Regions from separate parts of the Homo sapiens genome. Here region 2 is linked to region 1. A link is an interaction called in ENCODE POLR2A ChIA-PET data of the cell type or tissue named here. Cell type or tissue: MCF 10A. All regions are shown on one strand. Each heading gives the region's core, and the rest is flanking DNA. Links, peaks and the distances in the headings are about the cores only.

Region 1 (16,333 bases), core at 4,529-9,528:
AGCAAAAATGATTTTGAGCGATGACAGGAAGGTAGCCTTAGGTATTTTTCATTAGCCCATTGATGCTTTCTCTATAGATCCTCTTTCCACTGAGGATGAAGATTCTTATTACTAAGACTAAATTAATTTATAAAGAAGCATCTTTCCACACTATATGAATAAATATTTATTACATAAAAAACCCTTGAGCTTTATTTAAAATCTTGATTTTCCAAAGTACAATTAAAGTAGCTTAATTTAAGTAACTTTTTTTTTAATCCACAGATAATATAGGAGCAGCTTGAGCATTGGGAATCTACTGAAACAAATTATATTTGTCAGTGATTGATCTCCAAAGGCATATTTCCTTCAGAAACTGCTCTTTGAAAATTTACTGAAAAATATATAGCACTTTAAATGAATGGAGTTAAAATAAGAGATGAGGATTATGTTTTTCAGTGGTGGCTGAACTAAACCCTAATATAGCTTACATATTCACTTTAACTGTCTCTCTGAGTGATCTAAATTATCACAGCTAAACAGACATTCAGAGAAATAAATGAATACTTAAGATACTAAAAATCAGTGTTGGCCATGTTATGACATATTCATTTTTTGCAAGTTGATATGATCAAAATTTGATTTGGAATACATGTCTGTTTATGTGGCTGTCAATAGATTCCTTATCTCTATCATTGTTCTCAGTTGTTTTTATGTCAACTTTCTCTCATTCTATAGTTTTTCCTCCCCAGAAAAAATAAATGTGCAAGTGCTTAGTGCCTTCTTCTTACTTATTCCTGTTCTACACCCCATGCCTCTTCACATGCAACAAAGCCCCATTCCATTTTACCATTCCTTAGGAAGCTAACTCTGATGGAAATAGCTACAGTAATACATGGGTAGTAGTATATTTGAAAGTCAGGACAAAAGTATAGAATCTAGGAACTAAAAGGAAGTTGCTCAAGGTCACGTCCAATGCCAGAGGTAGACCGTCTAAAGATGGAAGTTCTAAGGATGAAAGATTATTCCCTGTTTAGGATCACCACAGAAAGATGTTTTAAAGATATGTCTTTTCTTTGATGTAGTAATATCTAAAGGAGAAAAAACAGAAACAACGAACAAAACAATAAAAAGCCAACATTCAGGGAACATTTTAATAATTGTGCTCCACCAGCACAGTAAAATTTCCTGTATATACTAAAATGGTCATTATAAGTACATGCTCAATAGATACTCAGACTGAATAGCAAAATATTTCTGAAATGATGTAAATAAAAACAGCAGAGTTTAAAATAGTGTTGTTGGAGTATAAGAATGCTACTAACCTACACTGGCTAATTTAGAGAGAGAAAGAGATAACCAAAGAGAGGGAGAGGGAGAGAGAGAGGAGAAAAAGAAGAGAGAGAAAAGAAAAATATTTATTGCCCACTGGGAACAGTGCAGACAATAAGTATTTTCAATAAAGAGGTTATAAGTTAACAAATAAATGAGTATTTTCTACCTTTATGAGGCTTGAGAGGTATACCTAGAGAATTTCTTTATAGTATTATCAGCATTTTTTATTTTAATACTAGTTGTGGAAATTCATTCTTATCAGTACTCTCTTTTGGTTCAGGAGAGGGATTGATGGATATATTTTTAATTACTTTAAAAGTGTTATCTCAGATATAAACATTTTATGTCATATCTTAATAAATTTGGAATTTGAGAAGTGGCCTTTGAATCCTTTCAGATTCTATAATTGCATCTTTCAATGAAAGCCAAATCTCATGTAAGAATAGAAAATATCACAGCTATTTAAAAAGTGAGAAACTGAAAAACAAATTCCAGAAAACAAGACATTTGCTGCATTGACTTCTAAATGCCCAAAGTTGCTATCAAGCCTGTGTGAAATTACAAAGTTTAAATTTTGTCTTTGGACTTGACAAAACAAAATACTTTTGTAATTTTATAAGAACTTTGTAAAATGGGATAAAAATAAGTGGAGACAATTGAAAATAAAAATACTTTCAAGAGGAATAGAATGTTTTAGGGGTATTTTTACCACTCTTTGAATACAAATCATAGTTTCTCTTATACAAATTCATCTGGGTTACTACTATTATTGCTTATTAGGATAAACTATAAAGATAAGGAATTTTTAAGGGTTTCATTGTATTAATGCTTTTTTTTGGCATGTAGTCGTTTTACCAAAATACCAGGGGTTCAGTCTTGGTCCTGCTGCTCACCACGTAAAAAGCCAATTACTGAGACAACAAGTATTGTCAGGGAAGAAGGCTTTAATCAGCTTTTGCAGCCGAGGAGATGGGACTGAGGATTATTTTGCAGGTAGATTGGGCCTGGTATGATTTGCCTTTGGTGGAAGTGGGAGACTAGAGAGAGAAATACTGTTTCAGAAGAAAGCTATAGTATTAGATTCCTTTGATTCCTGGGTGGCCATGAAATCACCTATAGCATGGAGCTACCCAGGACTCCCCTCCTCAGCATGAAGCAGCCAGAAATATGGATGACCAGATTCTCCATGATTGAGGAATTGTTAAATAGAAAGGCAGAAGTGAAACTGAGCCAGTGGCCCCATAGATAGGTTTTTTTAAATGTATAAACATAGAAATTGATCCTTCTGTGCCTGCAATCCCAGCTACTCTGGAGTCTGTGGCACAAGAATCACTTGAACCCTGGAGGTGGCAGTTGCAGTGAGCCAAGGTTGTGCCACTGCACTTCAGCCTGGGTGACAGAGTGAGACCCTGTCTCTAAATAAATAAATAAATGAGAAATTGATATTTCTGGTCTTAAGACTTGAAACCTAATTTGTTTTATCTGAGTTCCTTCCTCAGGAAAGGACCCCAAGTTTCAAAGAACTGATATTCACCAAATCACCACATCCAGAATGTGAGATACCAGCCCCCTCATTCATCATGATTGCTTCCTTGCCCCTCCCTAGTTTGTTTTCTTATACATTGTTACATTTATTCCCTGCTATATAAACCCTAGGTTTGGTTGGTTAGGGAGCTGGATTTCAGACTGAGCTCCCATCTTCTCAGCTGCAGCATCCAAGTAAAGCCTTCTTCCTTGGCAATACGTGTTGTCTCAGTGACTGGCTTTCCGTGTGGCAAGCAGCAGGACCTAGACGGAATTCCTGGTGTTTCAGTAATAGTTGTGCAGAAGGATTTTTATTAATCATATTTATAGTGCCTGTGAATGTCAAATATTTTTAGACATTTTTAAGCAGTTAAGGAAAGAATGTGAGGGTGGCAGATACCTGATACCTTTGAAGACTTGTCTGGTTACCTTGATCTCACCTTCAGGAAGGTCATCAATGACTTACACCTTAGAGAAGACTCTCACACACCTTCCTTTTAAGGTCTTCCATTGCACCGATTTACGTATAAGTGTATGTATGTCTGGTGGAAGTAAGTTTGCCTAGTGGACTATTAGAACTTGGGGTAGTGAGAGAACAGAGTCAATTTTAGGTTGGGATCACATATAATTTTGGGATAGTGGAAGGCTTGAGGGAAGGATAAAATGGAGTTGTCTAAACTTTTTGCTGGTTCTGAGACAATAAACTTTTTTAACTTCTCATATTGTTTCTTTCCTTTCTTAGCGTTTATATTAGTCAAGGTTTTCCAGAGAAACAGAAACAATAGGAGAGAGAGATATATATATCCTCTATATATATACCCTATATATATGTATATATATATACACACACCCTAAGTATATCCTCTATATATATCCTATATATATATATCCTCTAAATATATCATCTATATATATATCCTCTATATATATCCTCTCTATATATTTATATATATATCCTCTCTATATATATCCTCTCTATATATATATCCTCTGTATATATCCTCTATATATATATCCTCTATATATATCCTATATATATCCTACCTTATCTGATAGATATATATATCCTGTGTATATATATATCCAATATATATATCCTATGTATATATCCTATATATATATCTGATATATATATATCCGATAATGTATATATCCTATATATATATATTTATATCCTGTGTGTGTGTGTATGTGTGTGTGTGTGTGTGTGTGTATATATATATATATATATATATATATATATACATATACAGAAAGAGATTTACTATGGGGCATTTCTCACAGTATTATGGAGGTAGAAAAATTGCATAATCTGCTGTGTGCAAGCTGTAGACCCAGGAAAGGGTGGTGTTAATTCCAGTCTGAGTCTGAAGGTGTGAAAACCAGGAGCATCAACAGTGTAGGTCCTAGTCAAAGGTCTATTGCTAAGTAAACACTCCACAGGTAAGCCATATTGTATACTATGATTACATTTATTTCTGGTACAACTTTTATTTCTCATTGATTTAGTAATTGTCTCTTATTTCTAATTGTTTACTTTCTCTTATACCTCTTGCCCAATGACTTCCAGGCTCTCTGTTATAACTATAAATCATCTCATTCAAACTAATGAACAAAGTGGTATTTTATTAATGCATTTTTCTTAGACACATCAATTTTGGAACCCTCTGTCCTGCTGCTCATATCAGATGTGTTGCTCGCTAGGTCAGCTACTAAACCGCCATCCTGTGATATTTCCCCATCACCTTAGATAGTCTAGTTGCCTCTTTCTTTTTTCTATACCCTGTTTTCTTGATCTCACATATTCCTTTTACTTGGTTTACTCTTTAGGTTTACAGCTGGATACAGAACAATCTAATCAGCCAAAATAAAACTGATTCAAATTTGGACATGTTTAAAATGTTTAATAATAATACAAATTGGGTGTGTTAATTGCAACAATTAAAATCAGTTTTTAAGATGATTACTACACCCACCATGCTTTAATTTGGTTAATGTGAGGGACCCGCACACCACAGATTCTTGTTTCTTATGCTTTGATTGTGGGTTCTAAGTTAATGGCAGAAATTTTCTTTTCTATTTTATATCTCTATTTTGTGGTTAAACTTGTAATTTTCCTTATCTTCTGTCAGGGATATTAGCTACAACCACACATACAATACTGAGGTTACCAGAGTTCTTATCCTTGTCTCTTAATTCCTCTGTAGAAATATAAAAATAAACCTGCCATAGACAAACAGCCCAAGATTCTTGATAGTTACATAATTTTTATATTTTGTATATTTATATATTTTTATTATATATATTTATATAATATATTTTATATTTTATATATTTGTTTTCTTCATATCTTCATGTAGCTGCCAAATGCTGGCTCTTGTTTCTTTATAACATATAAAGAGAGCTACTCCTCAGTAGTATGTGGATGAGTACATTCAGAGATGGAAACATGGTAACACATTTCTGGAAATAGCTTGATTCACATTCAGATAAAGGAGTAAATGTACTAAATTGATGGCAATTATTTACTAATTTTCATTCTCTTCAAATAGAGTCCCTTAGCTCATATAGAAGACCAGAAGAACTGATCAAACCTCAGCAATTTATTTAATCATTCTGTGGGTCATCTCTTGTTATTTGGTTGTGTTTTCCCAGACATTCAGTAAATATAAATGAATAAGCAGTTACTTGACTGAATGGGACTCATCTTAAACACACTTTCAACCACTACTCTTATTTTCAAGACATCATTATTACACTTTCCGAGGTAGCTACTGACCTCAATTCTTAATCATTAAAGGCTTAATCCACACACATCCTATTGGAAAATTCAGTGTTTTTGTGTATCTCTTGCTTGCACAAAATGATACACAGGATAGCACTTTCTTATCTCATACCTACTAGAATGGAAACTATGGAGACAGGGATTTTGTTTTGCATGCTAATGTATATTAGGTGCTTTGAACAGTGTCTGATCCAAAGTAGGCTCCAATGAATGAATAGATAAATGAATATGGTATCTTATTTAATCCTGATAGTAGCTTTTTTGTAATGCTATTAAAAAGGTATTTTTGTTTTTTGTTTGTTTGAGACAGGGTCTCACTCTGTTGCCCAGCCTGGAATGCAGTGGCATGATCTCAGCTCACTGCAGCCTTGACCTAATAATGGGCCCAAGTGATCCTCTCATATCAGCCTTCTGAGTAGCTGGGACCACAGACATGTGCCACCACACCTAGCTAATTTTTGTATATTTGTAGAGACATGGTTTTACCATGTTGCCCAGGCTGGTCTGGAACTCCTGGGCTCAAGCAATCCACCCACCTCAGCCTCCCAAAGGTAACCAGACAATCCTCAACTGGGATTACAGGTGTGAACCACTATGCCCAGTCATCAAAAAGTTTAAGTAGTTTGTTCTTATTCTCATATGTACTAGTAACAATTAGCAGGTGGGATTAAAACTTAGATCTATATGACTCCAAGTTTATACTTTTAAAAATATTAAATTGGACTTAATTGAAAGTTTTTTTTCTGTTTAGAATAGTTCCTTACACATGGTAATCACAAAACATGGTAAAATGTTGAATGTGAGCAAAACAAACAAAAATAAACAAAAGAAGGATTCCTTATGTAAGTTTAAGACTCTTTTATTCATTAGTTTAAATCTGGATTCCATCTTTTACCCTGTCTTGGCATACAGCTTAATGCTTTTTTTTTTTTTAATTTTTGCTTAACACAATCTACTCCATTGTCTTCTTGTGAGACCTAGGAGAGTTGCCAAAGGGTGTGGTTGTCAGTGGTTAGATTTTTAGAAATCACTCATGCTGTTTACTTCAGCTTTCATTATAATTAAACAATGATCTGCTTTATACATTATCACTTGCCAAGCACTAGATAAAATATTATATCTGCATCTGATAAAATATAGAAGTAAAAAAAAAACTATCAATCAATTTCAGAAATGCTTGTTTTATCATCTCGATGTAGCATGAATAAGCTCAAAGGTACATGTAACTCATTCTTTCTGGTATTTAATGTGTTAAGCAGATCCTGTTATTTATTCCCCTAAAATAAATCACAATTAAAAATCCATTCTGCTGGGCTTGGTGGCTCACGCCTGTAATCTCAACACTTAGGAAGGCCAATGTGGGAGGAACACTTATGGACAGCAGTTTAAAAACCCATTCCTGGTTTAGTTAAGTGTTTTTTTTTTTTTAATTGAACACAGAGTTACCTTTATGATGGAATCACAGTGGTATCCTATAAAGAGCAATGGACTTGGCAAAGCTGATCTATATCTGAGTTACAGCTTGACCAATTGAGTGACTGTGAAACCTTTAGAAAGTCATGCCATTTCTGAGCTACAGTTGGTTCATATGTAAAATGTGGATCAAAATTTATGCATTAATTACCTGGATGCTGTTGTCAGCATTAGATGAGAGAAGGTATATGAAACAACTTATGTTTGTAAAACATAAGACAAATGTCTTTTATTAGTAATAGCATTTATATTCATGGCAACATTCTTGGTGATCTATTCCTAAGCCTTATAAATGGTAGAGTTTCACACTTTCACTATAACCAACATTAACCAATTCCACTTTCCCTTCTCATTTTTTATTTCCTACCTCCTTCTAAAAATAGATATGAGGCATGTTGCCCTAAAATAGGCCCATTATGATTAATAAAGCATAAATGAAAGGAAGTTTGAATAGTGAAAAGTGAATACTTACTAAATACTAGAATTAAGATGGGTAACACCATGACTGAGACTATAGAACATTAAGTTCTACAATCTGAAGTTTGGTAATGGTAATGGCCTGACATCAAGTAAATTTGAGTAAGAGATACAGATGTGGACAAAACACATATATTCTTATAAAATGCAATAAATAATTTTAAGGAGAAAAGCTGGATTCTATTATATTATTTTATAAATATCATAAAAGAATAACTAGATTCTATAAAACATAAAAAGTATTTTTGTTTTTGAGAGGGTGTTTTGTTCTTGTCACTCAGGTTGCAGAATAATGGCGTGATCTTGGCTCACCGCAACCTCCGCCTCCTGGGTTCAAGTAATTCTCCTGCCTCAGCCTCCCGAGTAGCTGGGATTATAGGCGCCTGCCACCATGCCCAGCTAATTTTTATATTTTTAGTAGAGACTGGGTTTCACCCTGTTGGCCAGGCTAATCTCGAACTCTTGACTTCAGGTGATCCGCCCGCCTTGGCCTCCCAAAATGCTGGGATGACAGGCATGAGCCACCACACCCAGCCAAAACTCTATTTTAATTTGTGAAGGGGGTCAGGAACATTTTGCTGTCTGAGGAAATGTTTGGGTGTATTTTAAACATTTATAATTTTCTAAAAACGAACCATCAGGACTTTAATTCATTAGTCCACTCATTCATTCAACTAATTAATATTTGAGAGTCTTTATGGATATAGAAAGAAAAATAATAATGGTTAACTTTTATCAAGCACTTATGTATGATGCTATGATATTCCTATGTATCAATCATGCATTGTGGTAAACACTTTAATTGTATAAACTTCTTTCATCCTTGTAATTTCTCTATAGGTAGGAAATATTAGCATACCTAATTTACAGGAGATGAAACTAAGGAAAAATAAAGTAAGTGACTAGCCTAACTTAGGTCAGTGGCTTGTAAGTGGCAATGAAAGGATTTCACTCCATAGTTAAATTTCTATTTGAGAATGATCACTCTAGCAGCAGCATAAGGAATAGACTGGAAGAGGTGGAGGTTATCAGTTAAAAGGAGGCTATAGTGATACTTGAATTGCAAACTCATAGGGACCTAAGATAAGACTCTGGAAAGTAGAAGAAGATATGGATTAAAAACTGCTTTCGATCAAAAATAAAGGATCTGGAGAACCACTTGTATGTGTGTTTTGAATGAGTAAGTTGTAGTTTAGATTGTTTTTCCAGATTTCTGACCAGATAGGCTGAATATATAATGATGCCATTCACATCACGGAAATCTAGGACTAGGATAGATCTTGGAGAAAACGTGATGTATGTAATGATTCAAATTGGGACATGAAGAGTTTGAGGTTTCTGTAAAATGGCAGATATTCTGTAGGCAGATTAATATGTGGGTGTGGAGTTTAGGAGCAAGTTTTGGGCTGGAAGTCTGGACTTCTTACTTAAAGCCAAGTGAATGGGTAAAGAAAATGGTATGTAGTAATAGTAATAAGTAAAGAGAGCTACAAAGGTTAATTTAGCTAAGATCAGAAAGTGAACATTGAATTTGACAATATGGAGGCATCTTTCACTTATTCATTCAACTAATATTTAATAAGAGGTTATTATCAAGCACCGTGCAGGAAACTAGGAATACAATTTTAGCAGAAGAGATATTGCCTCTGTCTTCATGACGTTTGATCTAATGGTGAGTATTCATCAAGTAATCATTCAAGTAACCACTCTGAATTTAGAGATATCAGCCTGAATAGTGGGAATTGCAGAAGAGAAGTCCCCAGTGAAAGGCATCTTTGAAGAGCCACATAAAATCAGCTTCCATATGGGTGTGTTCAGAGAGTGCAAATCAATTTAAGATGCCTCAGGTTCAAATATGATATTTATTGTCCTTTGGTCTCTTCTTTCCTAGTAATACCTTCCTTCTCCTATTCTTTTGGAAACCTAGGGGCAAAGTAGGGAGGAAGAAGGCCTGAAACAGGCCCTAGATAGGAGAAAGAACAATTAATTCTAAAATCAAATTTGAAGTTTTGATCAGTATCTTGAAACAGGGCGTTCTAATTATTGAGTAGAGACTGAGTTTGAGACTTAAACTAAAAGCATGACTACCTATTATTTAACAGTAAGCAGAAAAGCTGAGGAATTGGGCAAGGATTTGCTTAAAGGGCAAAGGAAAATGACTCTGAATGAATTTTTGAATTATCCATGGGAGGAAAAAAAATGTTATCTTTGCTGTTATGTCAGGAGCCACGCACTAGGGAGGGCTGCAGCACACTGAAGAGCTGATGAAAAGTGAGGGGTTCCTTTTCCAAAATATACATAAAAATAGGGGAAGTATGGAATGAGAGAGAGGTAGACTATGGAGAGGTTTGTTTGTTGTTTGTTTTTTGGTTTTTTTTTTAAGGCAAAGTCTCACTCTGTCACCCAGGCTGGAATACAATGGGGCAACCACGGCTTACTGCAGCCTTGACCACTGGGGTTCAAGCAATTCTCCCACCTCAGCCTTCTGAGTAGCTGGAACTACAGGCACATGCCACCATGCCTGGCTTATTTATTTTTATTTTTTGTAGAGATGGTGTATTAGTTCGTTCTCACGCTACTATAAAGAACTGCCCAAGACTGAGCAATTTATAAAGGAATAAGGTTTAATTTACTCAGAGTTCCACATGGCTGGGGAGGCCTCAGAAAACTTATAATCATGGCAGAAGGGGAAGCAGACACATCCTTCTTCACATGGTGGCAGGAGAGAGAAGCATGAGAACTGAGCGATGGGGTAAGCCGCTTATAAAACCATCACATCTCGTGAGAGCTAACTCACTATCACAAGAACAGGATGGGGAAAACCACCTTCATGATTCAATTACCACCCACCAGGTCCCTCCCAAGATATGTGGGGGTTATGGGAACTATAATTCAAGATGAGATTTGGGTGAGGACACAGCCCCACCATATCAGACACGGTCTCACTATATTGCCAGGTCTTGTGTCAAACTCCTGGGCTCAAGCAATCCTCCTGCCTTAGCCTCCCAAAGTGCTGGAATACAGGCATGAGCCACAGCACCTGATCATTATTTTTTTAACATTGAAAACAACATCTGAGCATTTTTGTATGCTAAGAGAAAACAATAGAGAAATGCTGATTTTACAAAACAGAGAGTGAATGATTCTTGTATGCATATTTATTCTTGAGTTACTTTAAGAATTTGTGCTTAAACAAATATTTATTTTTAGGTCATGAATATTAGCAGCATAACCAAGAAATTATGTGGTTTCTTTACCTTTGAAATTACCTTTCTTTTCAGAATGTTCAAGTTTATTCTCTGTCATTTGCAAGTCAAATAATTCGTTTTTCCAGGTAAAATTATTCTATTTTAATTGCAGGAACTTCATCTATAACTTAGGTCTTACATGGGATCTTGAAGCATTTAATAAATGTGTAAGCTCCATGACAAACTTTGTTTTATTCCCTTTTACTATATAAATTATATTCACTACAGCATTCCCAGTGGCTGGAGCCAGGAGCTGATGAATAGTATATGCTAAAATATATTGGGGGAATGAAAAATAGTAGCTGAAACTTAAGATATTGGATGAATAATAGCTAAGTGATAAGTCCTATATAGAAAACAGTTAATACCAGGTAACAGTCTGCTTGAGCCAGTCAGTTTTAAAAGTCAGAGATTAAGAAGACTGAAAGAGAATTTGATCTTCAAATGAACATTACTTATGTATTTATTCAATAAACTTTAATGTGAAGATTTACTTAATTTTATTAAAAAAGAGACTGATGAATGGGTTCACTTGTATTTTGCCTTCACGCACAAAAAAAAAACCTCTGTAAAATAGTTAAGACAGACAAGAAAATAAGAGGACAAATGTGTCTAAGTTACTGACATTAAGCCAATGTGGGAACAACAAAATCCAAGATTTGAGACAGAAAGATATTATGTAATATAAGTTTCTGGAGTCACTAAATTCCTTCAAATACTTTTAAAGAGAAGGCTATCTGTGTTCCAAAAGTACTGTCTCATTGTTTAGCCTGAGCACTACTCCCTTAAATACAGGAAATGATTTGAACTCAGTCATTGTAGACCTTTGCTTATTCATTCAGCCATACCACTGTTTTTTTTTTAATGTATGCAATTTAACAAAATGAGTATTATCATGAACTATATGGATATAGAATTCTGACACTGGAAATTGTGGGTTGAATTCAGCAGATTGATCATGATTACAGCTTTTTTATTGCAGTTTTTTCCTCTGTACTTTTATCATGTGAATGGCACCCCTATTTATTGTTAAGTATTTTCAAAATGTAACCACTGGTTTTAACTACAACTATTATTATATTTATAGAAAACTGGCAAAGCAGACGTAGGTTGTTATTCACAAAGTTACAGGTTCTCTATAAATAAAAGGTGAAAATTATCATACGAAAACTTACATTTTGCATATGAATTAAAAGAGCACAAGAGTGACACTTATTTCTTAAGATTTAAGATGTGAAAAGTAGCTGTTTAGGATTTTCAACTTCCATATTAAATAAGCCTTTCAATTAGGTTATCCTAGTGCTTCCTGTATACTAAACAATGATTAAACAAGAATAGGAAAGGTAAGTCACACATTCCCATTTGGGAGATGCTATTGTTAAATTATTTTCAGTAGTATTACTTACTTCCTTGAGTGAGGTTTTAAGCAGTGATCTATCCTAAAGATAGTATTTCTGAGGAAGAGATGTACTTTTTCCTTTCAGTCATTTTATTATTTTTTAAGGTATGCCATTCATAGTCTGGATTAGTAAAACAACTTCTTGTATATACTAAAACTAATTTGAGGAATATCTCAGGGTTTGCAGATTATTTAAACTCACACGTGCTTTTGCTGACAGTTTCAAGATTCCTCCTTTTCATGTCTCTCCTCACATTTCTCATTTGTTTTAGTGTTATATGTATTAGAAACAAAATCCCCTAATTGTTAACTCATAGCAGAAACCCTCAAAAACTCTCAACCCTTCCCATACTTCCTATGTACTCACCATTCCAGTATACCTAATTTTTGTGCACGTCAGTGGAGTCCTGCTTTGGAGAGTTGGGCTGTGGCTAGAGGTGGGAACATGAGAGAGCTGGAAGTGCTTGGAAGTTCATGGTTCTGGAGTGCCCTTCAGCCAATATCAGAGAGGAATTGGAGGATAAATACTTCAGCGTCCTCACTTGTTGGGTGGATAACTCCACATGGTCTCTCAGAGTTCTGCAGAATAGACCTCAGTTGCCCATAGTAATAATCAGCTATAAAATGCACCTTTCATTGTCTTTTTCCCCACTTTGTCGCAGTTTCTCACTCTCCTAATAATGCTTCTTAAAATCATCCTCTAAATAAACTTACACTGCAATTCTTGTTCCTGGGGCTGCTTTGAAGGGACCCAAACTAAGACATAAGTATTCGCAATTAGAACTTACATGTTAATGTAAGGTAAACACTATTCAAATTGATTGAAAAGATTAATAATGATAATTTAAAAATAGTGCCATTTTATTGAATGCTTGTTATGTAATTATGTGCCAATAACCAGTCTAAATGGTTTTTTACATATTATGTAATTCGCCCAGTATCTCTATAAGGTTGTATTATATTCCCATTTTATAAATGAAGAAACTAAGGCTTAAAGATAGTAAGTCATTTTACTGAGGCTCTATAGCTAGTAAGTATTAGAGCCAGGATTTGAAACCCGTGCTCTTGTCACTCAGCAGAAAGTCCCCACAAATTGCAAATTCTTTAAACAAATTAGGTCCCCTCAGGGAATATGAATTTATGTGTGTGTGTGTGTGTGTGTGTGTGTGTGTGTGTGTATGTGTATTTCAGGATGTATTTGTTTATATTTATCCTACAATTCTTGTAATATGTGTATCATTTTTATATTTCATCTGTTTTGTACTTAATATTGGTTCATTTTGCTAAAAGTTTCATGATAAATGCAAATAAAGACATTTATTTTCTTTAAAAAGTAATTGTATTTTGACCATGGACAATAGTAACCATTATAAAGAATCCTTCAAAAGAACAAATGAAACTTGAGGCTTGGTTGTCACATGAGTCATCCACCACCAGCAAACTTACATCTCCCAAGAATTAAGGCTTAAGTCCAATTGGTTGAAGTAATAAGATAATAAATCATTTACAGAAGAATCTTATTTTTGGTTTGCTAAAAAAAGGAGGAAGTTTTATTTTCTATAGAAATGGAGACAAAACTCATACTAACAAATTCCAGATTAAACTAATACTTGTTGGATAGCAAAGAACCTGGCTTTCTTATCCATCATTGGTTTAGAAGATTGTGTAATCATTGGAATTTTGCTGTGATAGAAACAGAAATATAATTGGGTCTCTGTATCTGCAGGTTCCACAGCCAAGAATCCAACCAACAACACATTAAAAGTATTTTTTAAAATAAGTAAAAAGTGACAATACAACAATAAAAAATAATACAAATAAAAACCAATATAGTATAATAACTGTTTATTGAGGGTTTAAATTGTATTAGGTATTTAAAATAACATAGAAATGATTTAAAGTATATGGGAAGATATACAGAGGTTATATGCAAATACTATGTCATTTTGTTATAAAGGAATTGAACATCCATAGATTTTGGTATCTGTGGGGGGCCCTTGAACCAATCTCCATGGATATCATTGGACAACCGTACCTATTTCCCTAGATATATGCAAAGTCAGAGGAAAAATAAAAAACAACTTTTTCATTTTAAATTCAATATATTTAAGCAAGTTTCTGTTGTAAAATGCAAAGTCAATATTTAAAAATGCAAATTCGTAGTTCATTTTCTAAAGGAAAGAATAATAACTATTAGTAAAAAAAAAAGAGGGTACTTTAAAAAGTGGTATGCAATTACCTATATGAAATTCTGCCAACAAAAATTTTACTTAGTGATCGTAGTTCATTTGTAAAACCAATTTTATCTTCTATAAAATGATAGAACACATATATCTCTCAAGTTTTAATAAATAGTGGCTCTTTTGTCATACTTTGCCTATAGTTAGTTACATACATATCTGTCAGTTCAACTAAAGTTTGATCTTCTTGGGGAAGGTATAATTTAATTATTCAATGAATATTTATTGTAAACCTACCTTGTGACAAATCATGTGCTGAACTTTACAAATACAAAGACAAACAAGTTGAGGCCTGAGTCCTTACAGAACTTGGAAAAGCAGAATGAGAAAGAAGATAACTAAAGATTAATATAATAAATGTCATGATAGCAGCATATACAAAGTTCTCAGAGGGTGGATAGTCAATCTAATTTTATAGAAGTGATGAGAAAGAGAGAGAGAAAAAGAGAGAGATTAGTTGAAATATGAATGTATACAAACTTAAAATAATATATATCTATGATATTAAAGATGGAGAATGTTAAAAACTTGGTAATCAAATAAAGTGAGTAAAAAAGTAACTTAAAATGGAATTTGGATGTGTAGCCTGGATTCATTGTAGAAGGGTATTCCTACTTCTGTTTAGTGCTATAGACAAGAAAATAATAGAAAAAAGGCTTAACAGGAAATTTTGAAGATTTTCAACATGTTGAGGACAAAGTGCCCATGGAACAAGCATGTGGAAATGCGAGGTGACGGGAAAGATCAGCAGATTTACCAATATGGGGGAACATCAAAAATTTCTGAGAGTAAATATAATTATCCCAGGACAGAATAGATGGAAACTCATCTAGAGCAGGGATCTTGTCTTGCTCACAATGCCTAAAAAGAGCATTTTTTAAATCGTATTGACTACCCTGAGAGGATGTGACAAACATTAAGAACAAGATACTAGGTAACTTCAAAATGTTGTAAGGAAAGGAAAATTGAATTATTCAACGGAATAAATAATCACAAATAAGATCAATGTAGACTTTTTCAAATGAAACCTGATAAACAGAAGTAGCAACTATGCCTTTGTATTCTTAGGACAGATAAATGTGCACATTGAGGTGGCTGGAAGATGGCCAAATAGGAACGGCTCCGGTCTGCAGCTCCCAGTGAGATCAATGCACAGAAGGTGGGTGATTTCTGCATTTCCACCTGAGGTACCCGGCTCATCTCATTGGGACTGGTTAGACAGTGGGTGCAGCCCACAGAGGGCAAGCTGAAGCAGGGTGGGGCATCACCTCACCCAGGAAGCACAAGGGGTCGGGGAACTCCCTCCCCTAGTCAAGGGAAGCCATGAGGGACTGTGCCATAAAGAATGGTGCATTCCGTCCCAGATACTAAACTTTACCCAAAGTCTTCACAACCCACAGACCAGGAGATTCCCTCAAATGCCTATACCAAGGGCCCTGGGTTTCAAAAACAAGACTGGGCAGCCATTTGGGCAGTCACTGACCTAGCTGCAGGAGTTTTTTTTTTCATACCTCAGTGGCACCTGGAATGTCAGCGAGACAGAACCATTCACTCCCCTGGAAAGAGGGCTGAAGTCAAGGAGACAAGTGGTCTAGCTCAGTGGAACCCACCACCACAGAGCCCTGCAAGCCAAGATGCACTGGCTTGAAATTCTCGCAGCCAGCACAGCAGTCTGAAGTCAACTTGGGACACTGAAGCTTGGTGAGGGGAGGGGCGTCCACCATTACTGAAGCTTGAGTAAGCAGTTTTCCCCTCACAGTGTAAACAAAGCCGTCTGGAAGTTGAAACTAGGCAGAGCCCACCACAGCTCGACAAATTCGCTGTAGCCAGACTGCCTTTCTAGATTCCTCCTCTCTGGGCAGGGCATCTCTGA
Region 2 (16,333 bases), core at 5,259-10,258, 350 kb before region 1:
AAGAATAATTTAACACTATCTCCTTCTACCCCCACAAACACATGCACTGACCACGTGGTCATCCCCCTGCAGTAATATGTACTGGAGCAATGACTCAGCTCACAGTTCTACCCTATAGCTATGTTTGTGCCACTACCACCTCCTGCCTCAAAGAAACTCTTGCCAGGGTGATTTACCAAGGATAAAGATGTCTAATTTAAGTTGGACCAACCCAATTCTCTTTCTTGGAAATTTGAAACTAGAAGAGAGCCACATGGAGAATGAAGGTAATTGAAGCTAGGATAGCTAATATTGATACTTCAGAGAACATCCAAGAGCTTCTTTCTGATGCCAAAGACCCAGAACAGCCTTTGTCCCTAGCCTTTGTCAAAGTAGAATGATGGCTCCAAGCCTTTCACTTCTTAGTAATGTGTTGTCTTAGTAATCTAATCTTAGTAAGTGTTATCTTAGTAATCTAATCAATGTAACTTTCTTACATTAGAGTAATTTTTGGTTGTTTAACAGGTAGGCCAGACCTACTATTATTTATCCCCTACGTCCGTATCAAATAGGCTTCTGCTTGAAGATCTTGGCTGACACAAGACTCTAATTTAGTTTTCCCACACAGATAAGGTAATAAAATAAAGACAAATGAATTGATTTTATTGTTAAATGAGTCATGAATTTTGATGAGCTTGGATCTTGACAACAAGTATAGAATTTAAGATGTGGAAAAATATTCTTGGAAGGCAAGGTCATCAGATCCGGAGTCCATTCTAAATCCCAGTGGAACTCTGTGACTGCTTAATGCATAAGACACAGTTGGGTTCAGATCTTTATAATGTTCCACACTGACTTCCTGACTGTCTCAAGTAGCTATTTCACGGTCTCTTAAGAGGTAACCTGTATCACCAATTTTTTATTAAACCTGTGGATTTTGCATCAGAAAAGTTATTCTGATTAATTTGGGGCCATTTAGAAGAGCAAAACAGTATTTTAGTAAAATGTTACCTTCAACAAGTATGTTATTGTAATTTAGTCATTGGGAAGATTAATTCGTCTTCTTTAGAAAATATTGCAGCCTAACACAATGATTAAAAGCATGAGATTTAGTAATTTCAAACCTTAACTCTCCCAGAGTTTGGCTGCTCCTTCATTTTAGAGGGATTAGTTCAGGTCATCCTGGCAGGTTCCCATATCAGTGTTGTGCTCTTAGGTTCATAGTTTTGTTTTATGGATAAATATTTACTTATGTCTGTTTGGCTAACTTTGCTTTGTGGCTGAGCAGTTGTTTCTTACTAGTTGTGAAACTAGATTGGGTTAAATTAAAATGACATGGCCATTTCATTTCTCCTTCCACTTTTGCCATTATGTGGGAGGGGAAACAACTCCAGGCATTTATTCAACAAATATTTATTCAGCCTTTACTATGTACCAGAAACTGGGGATAAAGTTGTTAACAAAAACATTATGGTTCCTGACCTCACCGAGCTGATGGTCTAAGAAATCCAAAATGGTGACCCACATTACTCCTGAAACTCATTCAAATTGCAAAAGATCCTATCTCCAAGTAAAGAATTTTTAGGAGTATTCCTTACTTTCTTCCCAAACAGCATCTTACTCTTAATTAGGGAAGCTATATGCCAAAGCTGAGCCCCTTCCTTTTATTTTGAGGAAGTATTATTGTAATTGGTAAATATGTTTCAGATTCTTTAGTAAGGGATTTTGGTGATTTACTAATTTACTTATGAATGAAGATTCCTTTATTATTTTCTGTTGCTCTTATTATTTTGTTTAGTGTGCTATGTAAACATGCAGTCATATCATAATCTTTCCTAGAAGTCTAATTTGATTCAAGTTTGCACATTTAAAAAGCCAATGACAAACTCTACCCCCTAATCTTTGTCATCTATATAGGTCTTATTTCAACTGTTGTTCAGGAATGATCCAAACAAATTCAGAAGCAGATTTAAATGTTATAGGTAAGCTTATTTTTTTAAATCAAACTTAAAAAAATTGAAATGTCCTCATGGGTTTTACACCCAAATACATAATAAACATATGTTTTTAAAATATTAGATAATGACAAAAATAAACAATTTTAAAATACTATTGTTAATCCTATCATACAAAAATGACCAGTATTAACACTCTGATGTATATTTCTGAAATTTTTAATAGACATACACACACATAAAGACATATACATTCTTGCTCTCTCCTTTTAATTTAAATAATTAAAAGTCTTTAATACTGTAAAACTACTTTACAACTGCTTTAATCATAGAACTTCTAAACATATACATATACATAAACATATTTAGATTTCAAAAAGCATAGATTTACAGCATCATTTTAATGGCGCATCATACTCCATTTAATGTTATAATGTATTTGCTCATTTCCGCTTACATTTAGTTTACCTTCAGTTTTTGGTTCTTAGGAGCTCTCAGGTACTCCCTAGCTCCTTGCAAGACTTGATCTTGGTTACAAATTTTTCGTCTATTTATGCCTTTAAAATACTTAATAGAAACTCATTTTGCTCATGAGTATTTGATTAAGCATGCATACAATTAGAAATAATTACACATCAGTATTATGTCATGAAGTAACATTGGTTTTGTACTTTTCTTTTTCTTGTCCTTTTGTAGCAAACACTGGTAATCTGGATTTTTCAGTTTTCTCTGGTACTTCCCACTGGTTTCAAACTGCTCTCCTTCCAAATTTAGTAATGTTTATTCCAGAATGAATGTATTAAATCTGAACTGTTTAATAAGAGTAGCCAACCCCCAAAGTTAGAATAAAGGGAAAGGCAAAACATGCCACCCATTAAGAAGCCAAGGCATTACCAAGGTAATTCTATCATCTATCTCTTTCTCACACAATGTGAGATTTGGCATTCTTGTCTACTCCTTTCCCGGGCTGCAGGCAGGAGAAGAAAAGAAGATAGATATTCTCCTCACAACCCCCCATACTCATGCAAACACACACAAAGGCAAAAGTATTGATAATTTATCACAGAACCACATCTACTCCTTGTTCTTACTGCCTTGTTACTTTCATTATGGTCTTCTCAATTTAGGAAAACAGATCTCATAAACTCTCTTTGGTAAAGCAGATAATAATAATTTATTTAATTTTTACATAGTGCCAAAATTGATCTAAGTCTTATGCATGTGCTAACTGATTTAACAATTATATTGACTCCATGAGGAAGTTACTATAATTATTTGCAGTTTATAGAGGAGGAAATTGAGGCACAGAGAAAATTAGCAACTAAGGTCATAGGGCTAGTGAATGGCAGAACAGTATTTAAATCTTGAAAATCTGATTTAGAGTTTGCCCTCCCAACCAATTTGTTATGCCTTTGTCTAATTTTATCGAGTCAATTAAATGAAATGAATGCTTGGCAGCCCTTGTGTCTAAATTTGTGACAGAATTTATCTACTTACCTTGTATTAGGATTGTTAGACTCAGACAACATAAGGGAAATCTATTGTCATTAGCCCACATAGACACTATTCCAAGTCCATAACCTCAAATTAAATTGTCAATGCTGCCATGCATGGCAGGAGCCAAGAGAATCTTTCTAGACCTTGATCTTTATCTTTTATAATAAAAGTCTTAGCTGGTGGTCCTGCTGCTGCCAATTCCATTTCACACTGTGGTAGATCCTCCACAGCTGCTATTTTGATCTCACTGATGTAAATGTTGTCATTACCTCCACCATATCTTGGAACAGATTCCATGCTCCAGGCACCAGGTGGGCACAATGAATCTAGAATCTGACTTCCACACTTCCTGAGGCAAAGTTTTCTTTTTCTTTGGAGCTGGGGTTCTATGTTGGGGCCAATTCTCTGCCCTCGAGTGCTCATGACACTCTTCCCTTGGAGAGAATTTCACCTTCAGCCACGAAAAACTTCATCTTCATTTCTCTTAGTTTTAGTCCCTGAGAGTTAACTTCATTTCCTCTCTCAAATCCCACCATTAGCCTTTTCTATTTTACTTTGATATTTGCATTTACTAATCATCTATCATTATAATAACACTACATAACAAACTCAAATCTTAGTGGCTCATAATCACATATACAGTTGGCCCTCTGTATCTGTGGGTTCTGCATCCAAAGATTAAACCACAAATCAAAAATATAGTGTTCACAGGATGCAGAACCTATGAATTTTGAAGGTTGACAGAGGGCTGACTTTTATGTGTTGGTTCTACAGGGACAACTGTGGGACTTGAGCATCTGTGGCTTTTGGTATCCATAGAGGGTCCTGGAACAAATCCCTCATGGATATCAAGGGAGAAATATTCAAATATATATATATGTCACACTCATGGGTTTGTGGGTGAGGCGAACCTTGTCTCAGTTTATTTGGGCTTGGCTGGATGCTATAGTTTGATTTCAAGTATACACTACATGTCTTATATTTGGACCGTGGTCTTCTTGGGGGTATTCTGTTGTTATGACAATAGCAGGATTGCAAGTATAGAAGCTGGTGGTAGTTAATTTTATCTGTCAACTAAACTAGACTAAGGGATGCCCATATAACTGGTAAAATATTACTTTTTGGTATACCTGTGAGAGTGTTTCTGGAAGAGATTAGTATTTGGACCAATAGAATGGGTAAAGAAGATCCACCCTAGCCAATGTGGGTGAGCAGCAGCCAATCAACTGAAAACCCTAATAGAAAAAAAAAAAAAGGAGGAGGAAGGGCAAGTGTGCTCACTGTTTTTTTGAGCTGGGGTATTTGCCTTTTCTAGTATTTGGACATCTGAGAGCTCCTGGTTCTCAGGCAATCAAACTGTAGAACATACACAGGTACCTCTCTCTTCCCCCTCCCATTTCTCAGGTCTTGGCCTCAGACTGGGGGTTACACCACCAGCTTTCCTGGTTCTCCAGCTTGCAGACAGCAGACGGCAAGACTTCTTGGCCTTTAGAATTATGTGAGGCAATTCCCATGAGAAATATACTTTTTATATCTATATAAATCCTATTGATTCTACTTCTCTAGATAACCCTGACCAACGCAAAGCCAAACCACACAGGCTCATTTAAAATTTCTGCTCACATTATGTCCACTGGCCAAAGCAAGTTGCTTGCTTGACTCAGCTGTATATCAATAAAGCTAGAAAATATATTCTACTTGCTCTAATGGAGGTACTCCCATACCATGTGGCAAAGGTTATGGATGGTTCTACCACAGGGAAGAAATAAAGAATTGGGAAAAATAATTCTATGTATTACTAAAATAAATGGAATTAATGTGTTCTAAAGTCCCAAAATTACCAGGTAAGTATAAAAGATGGTATTTTTGTACTAGGTGAGTCCAAGATAGTTGTAGTAACATCTAGAATAGTCAAGAAAAGAATAGTAAAATTATGTGTATGGCATTAAAGGTTGAAACAAAGCTCCTCTAAAAATCTATGAATCTTTAAATCTTAAAACCTTTAACTTTAAACCCTAAACTCTATGTATAAATTTGAGGTAAGACAGAGCATACAGTCAAGACAGAGGTGATCTGGAATCTGGGTGACTGCAAAGATAGATTCATTAAGTTAAATCTCATACGATATCTGTATTATGCAACTCCACTTTAGGCCTCCAGGTTTGAGCATTATTACCTGAAATCTTCTTGTTGGCAGAACATTTTTTTTTTCACCTTTTAAAGGAGAGAATCCTCTTTCAAAAGAAAACTAAACATAATTTTTTATGATGTAAGAAGATCCGTGTGCTTAGACAAGCTTGAGCATGAATATTTTGCCCTAGTAATTCAAGCAATTCCTTTTGTGCCATTCAGAAAAAGGTCACACATAGCTAACAAGATAAGCCTGCGCATATCAAACAGTGAATATTTGTGCTCTGCTACATTTATGTTGGCACTTCTCTCGGCCTTAAGAGTCAAAGGGCAAAGGAATAAAATAGCTGCCTGTGTGTTCTGCTATTCATTACAGATTTTCCATCTGTATTTAATATTCATTGGAGCCAGGTCAGCAAAGAGGTCAAAGATCAGCAAGAACACATCATATTAGCTACGACTCAGGGTGCTGATTAAGAATCAAGAGTAACAAAATTTTGGCTACATTCAATCAGAAGTCATAATCAGAATGTATTTTTAAAAATACATTTTATTGTGTATATTTGAGGTTTACAATTATTATGGGATACATATTGGTAGTAAAATGGCTACTACTATAGCGAAGCAGATCAACATATCTATAATCTCACATAGTGAAGTTTTTTTAATAAAGAAATAAAGCAGCTAAAACCTAATTATTTAACAAAAATCCTTAATACAAGTTTAGTATCTTCAGTTCTTATGTTGTACATTAGATTTCTAATCATGTTCACCATAAAAATCTTCTATGTGTTTTTATTTAAAGAATGACTAAAAACAGAACCCTCTTTAAGACTATCATTGCAGTTGAAAAGTAAAGAATGGTTTAAACATAATGAACTATTAGACCATAAGCTGCTTTGTATCTTTAAAGAAATATACTGAGGTAACTTTGGACTGGCTAAAACAGCACAAGATGATCTAGTACAGCAGTTTGCTACCTGTTACTAATGATATTTTAATGACCACTATAGCTCATTTAATCTGTCTGGTTCCTTCCAGCCAAGAATGCACCTCAGTTATCTTTCATACGTATGTGTTCAATCAAATCAAACACATTTCTGACTCTCAAACATATTAGTACATATATTATTGTGTATTAGTAGCTCATGCCAAAATTTTACAAACTCCCTTTCCAACTGTGGCTTTTTATCGAGGAACTGAATTCCACCTTTGAGAGTAACTTGTTTGCTTTCTCCTATCTTGCTTTTAGAGAGTAGAACATCATGGAATTATAAATTTAAGATTTCTAATCTTATCTTGACTTTAGCTCCATGGAAAACCTTTCACTTGTATTTTGTAAATTTTCCTTCTGATTAGTCTCTCCAATCCAATCCAAACCTATTTACTTTCCTTAACCTCAGCCTGACCTCACCCTAAACTCAGCAGATAACAATGCCTCTTCTTATCAGAGAAAGCAGTAACTCCTTCATCGTCCTCACTCTCTTACTGTAGGCTTACGTGTACACCACTTTCACTCTTAGAGCAAGAAAGAACTTTCTGTTCACTGCATCATGCACTGGACGATCAACCATTTAAAATGTCCTCTTTCATTTATTTAATTGAAGAAATCTCTGACTATACCTGGAATTTAAGTTTTCTTGCTCCTAAAACTACTCTGTCTCCTGAATTGTCCAAGTCAATGATGTTGCCTAGGCTTCTAGCTGAAAATCTTCTGGGCCTTCCTGACTTCTATGTTGCATGACTTGCCCCCGTTATTCCATCCTCCTCCCATCCTAGAGGGATGATATAAACTCACCCATCTAGTAACTAAACACTATGAGTTCTATCTAAGAAATGGTTTTCAATTTTGTCCATTTCTTCATTTCCACTGTCACTGCTTTCTTCTAGATTGCTTATAGTTGCTCAATTGAGCTTCAGCAACTATTTCCTAACTGGATATTCTTCATTAGTGTCTCTTTTTAGTCCAGGTCACTTTCTTCATGGCAGTGTAAGTTCATTTTGAAGAAAGGAAGAAGAGGAGAGAGGGAAAGGGGAGAGAGAGCACACATGCACGACAGAGAGAGAGAGAAAGAGAAAGAGAAAGAGAAAGAGAGAAAATTAATCACATTCTTCTGCTTAAAAAGTTTTTCTGGTATCTTGTCTTCAGGAAAACATGTAATTTTTTTGGCTTACTCCAGATTGTCTTTCACATTCTCTAGTGAATTTCTCATTATGCTGTCATGATCCTATTCCTTGATATGTACCCTACTGCTCTTCTCAAGAAAAGTCTTGGTGTTTTTTGGCCAAGCCAGGTGTGTTGACAAATTTATGGCCTCTGCTATGTTCCCTCTGCCACTACGACCTGCACTTTTTCATCAGACATATTCTGCTCAACTTTTCCATTTCCAGCTGTATTAGTCCATTCTCACACTGCTGTAAAGACATAATTACAACACTGGGTAATTTATAAAGAAAAGAAGTTTAATTGGCTCACAGTTCCACGTGGTTGGGGAGACCTCAGGAAACTTATAATCATGGTGGAAATAAAAGGGGAAGCAAAGACCTTTCTCACATGGTGGTAGGAGAGAGAGAGAGCGTGTGTGAGGGTGCAGGAAAAACTGCCATTTATAAAATCATCAGATCTCATGAGAATTCACTCACTATCATGAAAACAGCACGGGGGAAACCACCCCCATAATCCAGTCACTTCCCACCAGGTCTCTCCCTCAACACCCAGGCATTACAATTCACGATGAGATTTGGGTGGGAACACAAAGCCTAACCACATCACCAGCTCAAATGCTGCATTCTTAGGGAAGCCTTTTCTAACATCTTCAGGCAGCATTTTGAAACCCTTTATGCTCTCATACCACGTATTCATATCTCTATTTTACTTAATTTTGAATTGCAATGTATCTGTTTCAATAATCAGCTGTTTTTTATAGCATCCTGTTTATACCTGTGCCTTAAAGTTTGTTAATACTGTAATCACTTCTTTATATTCTAAATCTCCACTAGAGTGTGAGCAGTTTTAGGCAGGGTCTGTATCTGTCTTCTTTATTTCTTTATCCCCAGAAACTATCATAAATTTAGTACATAGCAAATGTTCATATGTATTTGTGGAATAAAAGAATCCATTCATTTCTCTCCATTCTTTTCTACAGAGAGAAGGGGTCTTTTCTCCCTATTTTTGCTTTTTCTTAGTATCTATGCCTGTCACATAAGATGCATTCATACATGTTTATTGAATGAATTATCTGTGGCTGCATTGCAAATTTATTTCTTTGAACTGGTTTTTCAGAAAGAATAATACTTAATTTAAGAGCTAAAGACATGAAAAAAATTTTCATTGATGTAACTTGGTCAACTACATTCTTTATACATCTCAATTTTTCTGAGTCTCCTCTTAAGGACAATCTTTGAATTTTAGAGCCATTGAGATGACTAAATCAGTAATTGTGAGATCATTACTTTACTCCCCATTACATTTTTAAACCTATTTTAAGTACAATAAATTCTACAGGCACTTAATTTTGGAAGTAATGCATGGCAAGAGGTTAAATAATCAGTGAAAAGAGAGGACAATGCTCTGACTCACAAATACCATTCCTTTTTATCAATTATTCTGGCTCCTGGAGGTCTTCTCTTTATAGTTTGACCTATGAGTTGTGTAAGTTTGGCAGAATAACAATGTGCTGATGCACATACAACATCAAGTGAAATCATCTCATGGGAAGAACATGATATTTTGTTGTATAGCTTATGGAATTTTGTAAGAAGTACATTTTGTTTCTTTGTCATAGCTTCAAAACATTTTTTTCTTCTTATATAGGTTGATTCCTCCAAACTAAAATAAAAAGATTTTCTTTATATCTTGTATATTGTCAGGCTAATTATTTCTAACAACCAACATATATTTATTGAATATTTACCATGTACCCATTACTGCAGAAGACTTAAAAGCAATGTCATATAAATCCAAGTTTCTGACCTCCTCCAGGGGCTGATAGTTTTCTTAGAGACACAATATCTTGCCATAAAATCACCCTTCCTTCCTTCCTTCTTTCCTTTCTTCCTTCCTTCTTTTCTTCCTTCCCTCCTTCCTCCCTTACTTTCTCCCTTCCTTCCTTCTTTCCCTCCTCCTTCTCTTTCTCCTCTTCCTTTTTCCTAATTAGAGGATTCTATTTGTGTTTTAGTATATATTTATATTTAGGACATTGGAGTATAATATTTACTTTAACTCCTTCAATCTTTATCTAACACTCAGCTATTTTTGAGTTCTGCAGAAGGAAATGAATCATCATCTGGAAAAACTGATTTCCTTCCCACGGTCCTAGAGACAAATCGAAATGACCAGTCCCAATAAAAAATTGACTATTTTTCCATCTAACATTAAATTATGGTCTAAAATTGGGAGATAAGAGTATGACACATAAATATAAATAAACAAAAGTGTATATTCATTTTGCATGGAACTACTCAAATTTGCAACTCAATCTTTAGAAATAAAAATGGTTTAAGAAAAGTTTAGGTTTTCTCAGAAAGAGTGTCAGTAATTTTGGCCTTAGGGTGAATTGACCTAATCAAAATTACTTCCTCTAATTTACCACTATTAACAGCACTGCCTTCACAAACTGACATACTACACCAGTTGAGAGGTATGTGACAGCTTTGTTACTGGTGATACTGCTACTAATGCTAGTAATAATTATACTTTAAAATTAGAGATAATTCATGTTTTAGGCCAATATCCCTTTTCATCTTCTGCATCCTGAAATAGTTTCTTGAGAGAAGAGGAAAGAGTTGTAGCTCTCATGCTTGGAATGCCCATGGGAGTGTGAGGCAGACTCAAATTTCAGCTGGTACATGTGTCACAGTTGAACATGTTGCAAGTCGTAAGTGAACATCCTGAAACTTTGAAAAGAAAGTATGAGAGTAATTTTGGAGAATGGGATAGTGACTAAATGAGGCAAACATGGGAGAAGAGAGCAAATAGAGAGTATAAGGGTGGATGCCTTGATAAAGAGACCAAAAGCAAAGAAAGGAATACCAAAAGAAGAGTTAGAAAACCATTGAAACAAATAGACTACTTAATAATTTTAATTGAAGCAGGACTTGCCATTTTTTGGAAGATGACTTTTGACTACTGCTTCCTTTTCTTTCATGATATTAGTTGTTTTTTACTTGGATAAGTTTTGATCACTTTTTTTCAAAAAATTTTCTAGATTTCAACATGCACATACCAGGTTGTAGGTAGTCAGTAGAATGGATAGAGAAATCTCTGGCATTTCCAGACAAGAGATTTGCAGAGCAGCTCAGTAAGGTTCTGGAGCAAGGCTATGCCTTCTGAGGCATTGCAAGCAGAGCCTGTTGGACACTTAAAAAGCAACTCTTGGCGCACTGCTGGGCTCTAGCAGAGAGTGCGCTGGCCCATGGGATATCAGGTCATGATGCAACTTGTTATGATCTGACCCACAGAGTCATGAGGTTGCGCAGGTGCGGTAGTGATCCATTAGACTATGGAAATAGTTCTTTTGAGGTCAGGCCTGGCCAAACAAGCGGCCAAGACCTGCATGTCACCTATGTCACAGCAATGAGACCTTCGTCTTTTTCTGAATTTCATAACAATGTTTTCAGAATTTTAGTGTTATGATGGCCTTTTCATTTTGATACATAGCTAAACATAAGGTCAAGAATATTTCCTGCAAGACCTATTATAATAACATTTAAAAAACAGTAATGGTTGGCAGATTATCAAATGCCTTTTTGACCTGGGTGAAGATGACTCAAATTTTTCCTTTTGACCCAATATTAAGGAAATGATATTAATAGATTTCTTAAAATTAAATCTTTCTATTATCCCTGAAATTAATTCCCCTTTATTATACAATATTATTCCTTTAATAGGCAGGTGAGTTCTATTTGCTAATATGTTATTTAAAAGTTTTGGAGTGATATGGTGTTTGAACTGTAGTTTTCTTTTTTCATACTCTTTGTTATGCAGATTTTAGAATTTTTCTTTCTTTCTCTATCATCTGAAATATTTAAAATAGTATCAAACCTCTGTTCCTTAAAGTTTTGATAGAATTTGCTAGGGATGAGTTGAAATATTTGCATTTTGACTATTAATAAACTTTCTGAATGCATTAAGTAGATCCTTTCACTGTAACGAATACTTTTATTAGAAACACAATTAGTTTCTTTAGGAATTTAAACAAAATTGAACAAAATCTTTACTTTCAGAAAACATTATTATAAAAGTTTATAATAATGGCATAATAACTGAGATTAAATAAAATACATCCTACTAAATTGGAAAAAAATCTTAAAAATCAGAACTCCAACACTATGTATGATTCCTAGAACAAAACTGTGAGGCAGATAAGTCTAGAGCTTCAGAAACATATGTAGTTTTCAGCACGGTGGTTACATGGACTTGTCCAAGACTATAAAGAAATCACCATCACTGAAATTTTCTAAATATTAGGAGGCAATAATACATACTTGCTGTATGCTGTAAGTATTTTGTTCTTTTCCCTGACAGAGATACTATGAATAAAGGAGTTCTGGTCAGGGTCAGATAAACCTATCTTCAGGTTTCTCTGTTAGCCTGTGTTTACCACTAAACTTTGAGAATTTGCTTTGAAATATGGAAAGTATTATAACTAAAGTGGAAAGAGTAATTTAGTGTAGAAATAAAAAGTTTAATACTTATGCCTCTACTTTGTAAATGTGTGTTCTCGAGCACTCCATTCACGAGTTTCTGCATAAAAATGGGAAAGTACTGGCTAAACGTACATTACAGTTTTTGTGAGGATTGTGTGAAGTAGATATGAAAAAATTTTATTATGATGCTCTTTTCACCTTCATCTATTTATTAATTTAAACAATAATATTTAGAATAATAAAACAATAATTTTTAGAGTAAGTTAATTAAAACAATAGATATAACAATAAAACATTTACTAAAATTTGTGACATTTTACTCAGCTATGATTAGAAGAGAAAAATGAAAAGCAAAAATGGAAAAAATAAAGGCTCAGAAAAGAAACAAGTTATGCTATATTTACCTCTCCCAAAAGAGACTGAAGCTGAAGTGGGCTCACCTGTTGTGTCTGGACACAAATTATATTTATATTGTATATTTTGTGTGCCTGAACCTTGCACATACCAGTATGTATACACAGACACATCTATTATATAACCTCAACTTCATTGGTTATAAGATTTTTTTGTAAACATTTTTTGCTTTAAACAAAGAATTCACAAATCTATTCACCAGTGCCTTTCCCCCTCATTTCTTTTCTTCCTTTAAAATTTCGTTTTTATTTTTGTGATAAATTGTACATTAGACATATGAATTATTAAAGAATAATAATGTGAATATTAAGAAATAGGACCCTGTTAATAGTATGGAAACTCTGATGTGCTCCTCTCAATCATACTTTCCGCTCTCACTTGCCAGAGGTAACCAAGAGAAGAATTCTGTTACTTCCTTGTTTGTTATTGTTGTTTTTTTAAACAGATTTATTGCATGTTAATGTAATCTCAGAACAACACATTACTGAAATTGGGCTACTTTAAACTTTATATTAAAATTGTAATGCATACATTTCTATTTTATCTTTTATCTTGCTCAATTCTATAGATTTTAAAGTCATTCATGTGACAGCAACAAAAAAGCAATCCAGGTAAAAAATGGGCAAAGAACTTAATTAGCTATTTCTTTAGAGAAGTTATACAAATGACCAACAAGCATATGAAAAGATGTTCAACATCTCTAATCATTAGGGAAATGCAAATCAAAGACAAAATGAGATATCACCTCATGCCTATCAGGATGGCTACTATCAAAAAACAAACAAACAAATCCCGGAAAATAACAAGTGTTGTCAATCAAATTAAAGAAGTTAGATGATTTGTGCACTGTTGGTGGGAATGTAAAAAATTAGGCAGCTGCTATAGGGAACAGTATGGCAGTTCCTCAAAAAATTAAAAATATAATTATCATATGATTCAGCAATTCCACTTCTGGATATATGCCCAAAATAATTCAAACCAAGTTCTTGAAGAGATATTTGGACACACATGTTCATAGCAGCGTTATTCACAATAGCCAAAAGATGGAAGCAGCCCAAGTGTCCATCAATGGATGAACGGATTTGAAAAATGTGGCATATACATACAATGGAATATTATTCAGCCTTTTTTAAAGAAAGGAAATTATGAAACATGCTTCATGTATGAACCTTGAGTATATTATGCTGAGTGAAATAAGCCAGTCACCAAAACACAAATACTATACAATTTTACTCATATGAGGTACCTAAAGTAGTCAAATTCATACAGATAGAAAGTAGAAAGGTGATTGCCAGGCACTGGGGGGAAGGGGAAATGGAGAATTGTTTAATGGGTTATAGAGTTTCAGTTTTGCAAGATGAGAAGAATTCTAGAGATTGGTTACATAACACTATGAATGTATTTAATATTACTGAACTGGGATGATTAAAAATGGTTAAGATGAGAAACTTTATGTGATATATATTTTACCATAATTTTAAAAAGTCATACATATATATGTGTATGCAATACCATCATTATATTTCTGCAAATGTAATTATTTATTCTGGGGACTATTTTGCTTGTTTTGAGATCTCGTTGTCTTTTTACTCTCTTTATAAGTTTTTTGTTGAAATAAATTATTAATTTCAATATAGCCAAATTTACCAAACTTTTCTTTTATGATTGCCACTTAAAAATCTTTCCTCAATAAATATTTCCCCGCCTTGAAGTCATAAAACATTTTCCTTATTATTAAGTATATTAAAGTTTTAAAAAAAATTCTATTTAAGTCTTTGATCTATCTAAAATTCATTTTTTGTGAAGCAGGATATTTATTTCTTTATTTTTCCTATATAAATAACTAAATGTCTCTGCAGCATTTATTGAACAGCCCCTCCTTTCCCACTGATTCGCATTTCCAATTCTGTCACGTATCCCATTTCTATGAGTGTATTTTTGGAACTTTCATTTCTCTTCCATTGATCAAATTTCTATCTCTGTATCCCAGCCATCTTCTTAATTCCTTTGATTTTTTAAATCTCAAAAGTTACATTTTCTAATGTGTGTTGCTGGTGTATATAAACTTAGTTGGATTTGTATATTGATTTAGTGTAAGACAGCATGACTAAACTCTTTAATTAATTTGGTAATTTTTTCATAGATTATTTGAGGTCTTATATTTACAGAATGAGATCACTTGGTAATAATGATAACTTTTCCTCCCTTCATAAAGCTTATACTATTTTCATATTTTTTCATCTCTTATAGTGCAGGGGCTTCAATTTAATATTGAATAGATGATGGCATCTTGGTCTTGTTTCTATTTTCTTCTTTCCTTTAAAGAAAATATTTTAGATTCAGGGGTACATGTATAAGTTTCTTATACGTGTAAACTCATGACTCAGGGGTTTGGTATACAGATTATTTCATCACCTGGGTACTAAGCGTAGTACCTCACAGTTTTTTTTTTTTCCCCGAACCTCTCCCTCCTCCCACTCTTCTCCCTCAAGTAGGCCCCAGGATCTGTTGTTCCCCTCTTTCTGTCCATGTGTCTTCATCATTTAGCTGCCACTTACAAATAAGAACGTGCAGTATTTTGTTTCTGTTCCTGTGTTAGTTTGTTAAGGATAATGGCCTTCAGTTACATCCATGTTCCTGCAAAGGACGTAATCTCATTCTTTTTAATGGCTGCATAGTATTCTGTGGTATATATGTACTCCATTTTCTTTATCCAGTCTATTGTTGATGGGCATTTAGGTTGATTCCTTGTCTTTGCTATTGTGACTAGTGCTACGATGCACATACACGTGCATGTGTCTTTATAACTGAACAATTTATATTCCTTTGGGCATGTACCCAATAATGGGATTGCTGGGTCAAATGGTAATTCTGTTTTAAGTTCTTTGAGGAATCACTACACTGTTTTCCACAATGGCTGAACTAATTTACACTCCCACCAGCAGCGTATAAGCATTCCCTTTTCTCTGCAACCTCACCAACATCTGCTATTTTTATGACTTTTTAACAAAAGCCATTCTGACTGGTGTGAAATGTTATCTCATTGTGGTTTTAATTTGTATTTCCTAATGATTAGTGAGATTGAGCCCTCTTTCATACGCTTGTTGGCCACACGTATGTCTTCTTTTGAAAAGTGTGTGTTCATGTCCTTTGTTTTTTAACTGGGTTCTTTGTTTTTTGTTTGTACAGTTGTTTAAGTTCTTTGTAGATTCTGGATATTAGGCATTTAGCATATGTTAATTTGCAAATATTTTCTCTCATTCTGTAGACTGCCTGTTTACTCTGTTGATAGTTTCTTTTGCTGTGCAGAAGCTCTTTAGTTTAATTAGGTCGCATTTGTCAATTTTTGCTTTTATTGCAATTGGTTTTGACATTTTCATCATGAAATCTTTGCTAGTTCCTGTGTCTAAAATGGTATTTCCTAGGTTGTCTTCCGTGGGTTTTATAGCTTTCAGTTTTATATTTAGGTCTTTAATCCATCTTGAGTTGATTTTTATATAAGGTGTAAAAAGGGGTCTAGCTTCAATCTTCTGTATATAGCTAGCCATTCATCCCAGCATCATTAATTGAATAAGCATTCCTTTCCCCATGGCTTTTTGTAAGCTTTGTCAAAGCTCAGATGGATTCAGGTGTGTGGCTTTATTTCTGAGCTCTGTATTCTATTCCGTTGGTCTATTGATCTGTTTTTGTACCAGCAACATGCTGTTTTG

Evidence for each region. Peaks named below come from ENCODE experiments on the same cell type or tissue, not always from the same donor. Only the 100,000 strongest peaks of a DNase experiment are listed, where the experiment ranks them.
Region 2: POLR2A ChIA-PET joins it to region 1 with 5 read pairs; 1 of 35 experiments calls an interaction of 5 or more read pairs at or near these places.

The regions. Positions count from the first base shown.
Region 1 is chr12:88,651,603-88,667,935 of GRCh38, forward strand. No RefSeq gene overlaps it. Among named protein-coding and RNA genes, the nearest start is that of KITLG, 79 kb to the left of the region's middle. In MCF 10A, for the core only: no CTCF peak of the experiment used is centred there; a DNase peak (open chromatin) is centred at 6,609.
Region 2 is chr12:88,299,866-88,316,198 of GRCh38, forward strand. No RefSeq gene overlaps it. Among named protein-coding and RNA genes, the nearest start is that of TMTC3, 170 kb to the left of the region's middle. RefSeq lists a silencer at 7,744-7,944. In MCF 10A, for the core only: no CTCF peak of the experiment used is centred there; a DNase peak (open chromatin) is centred at 9,226.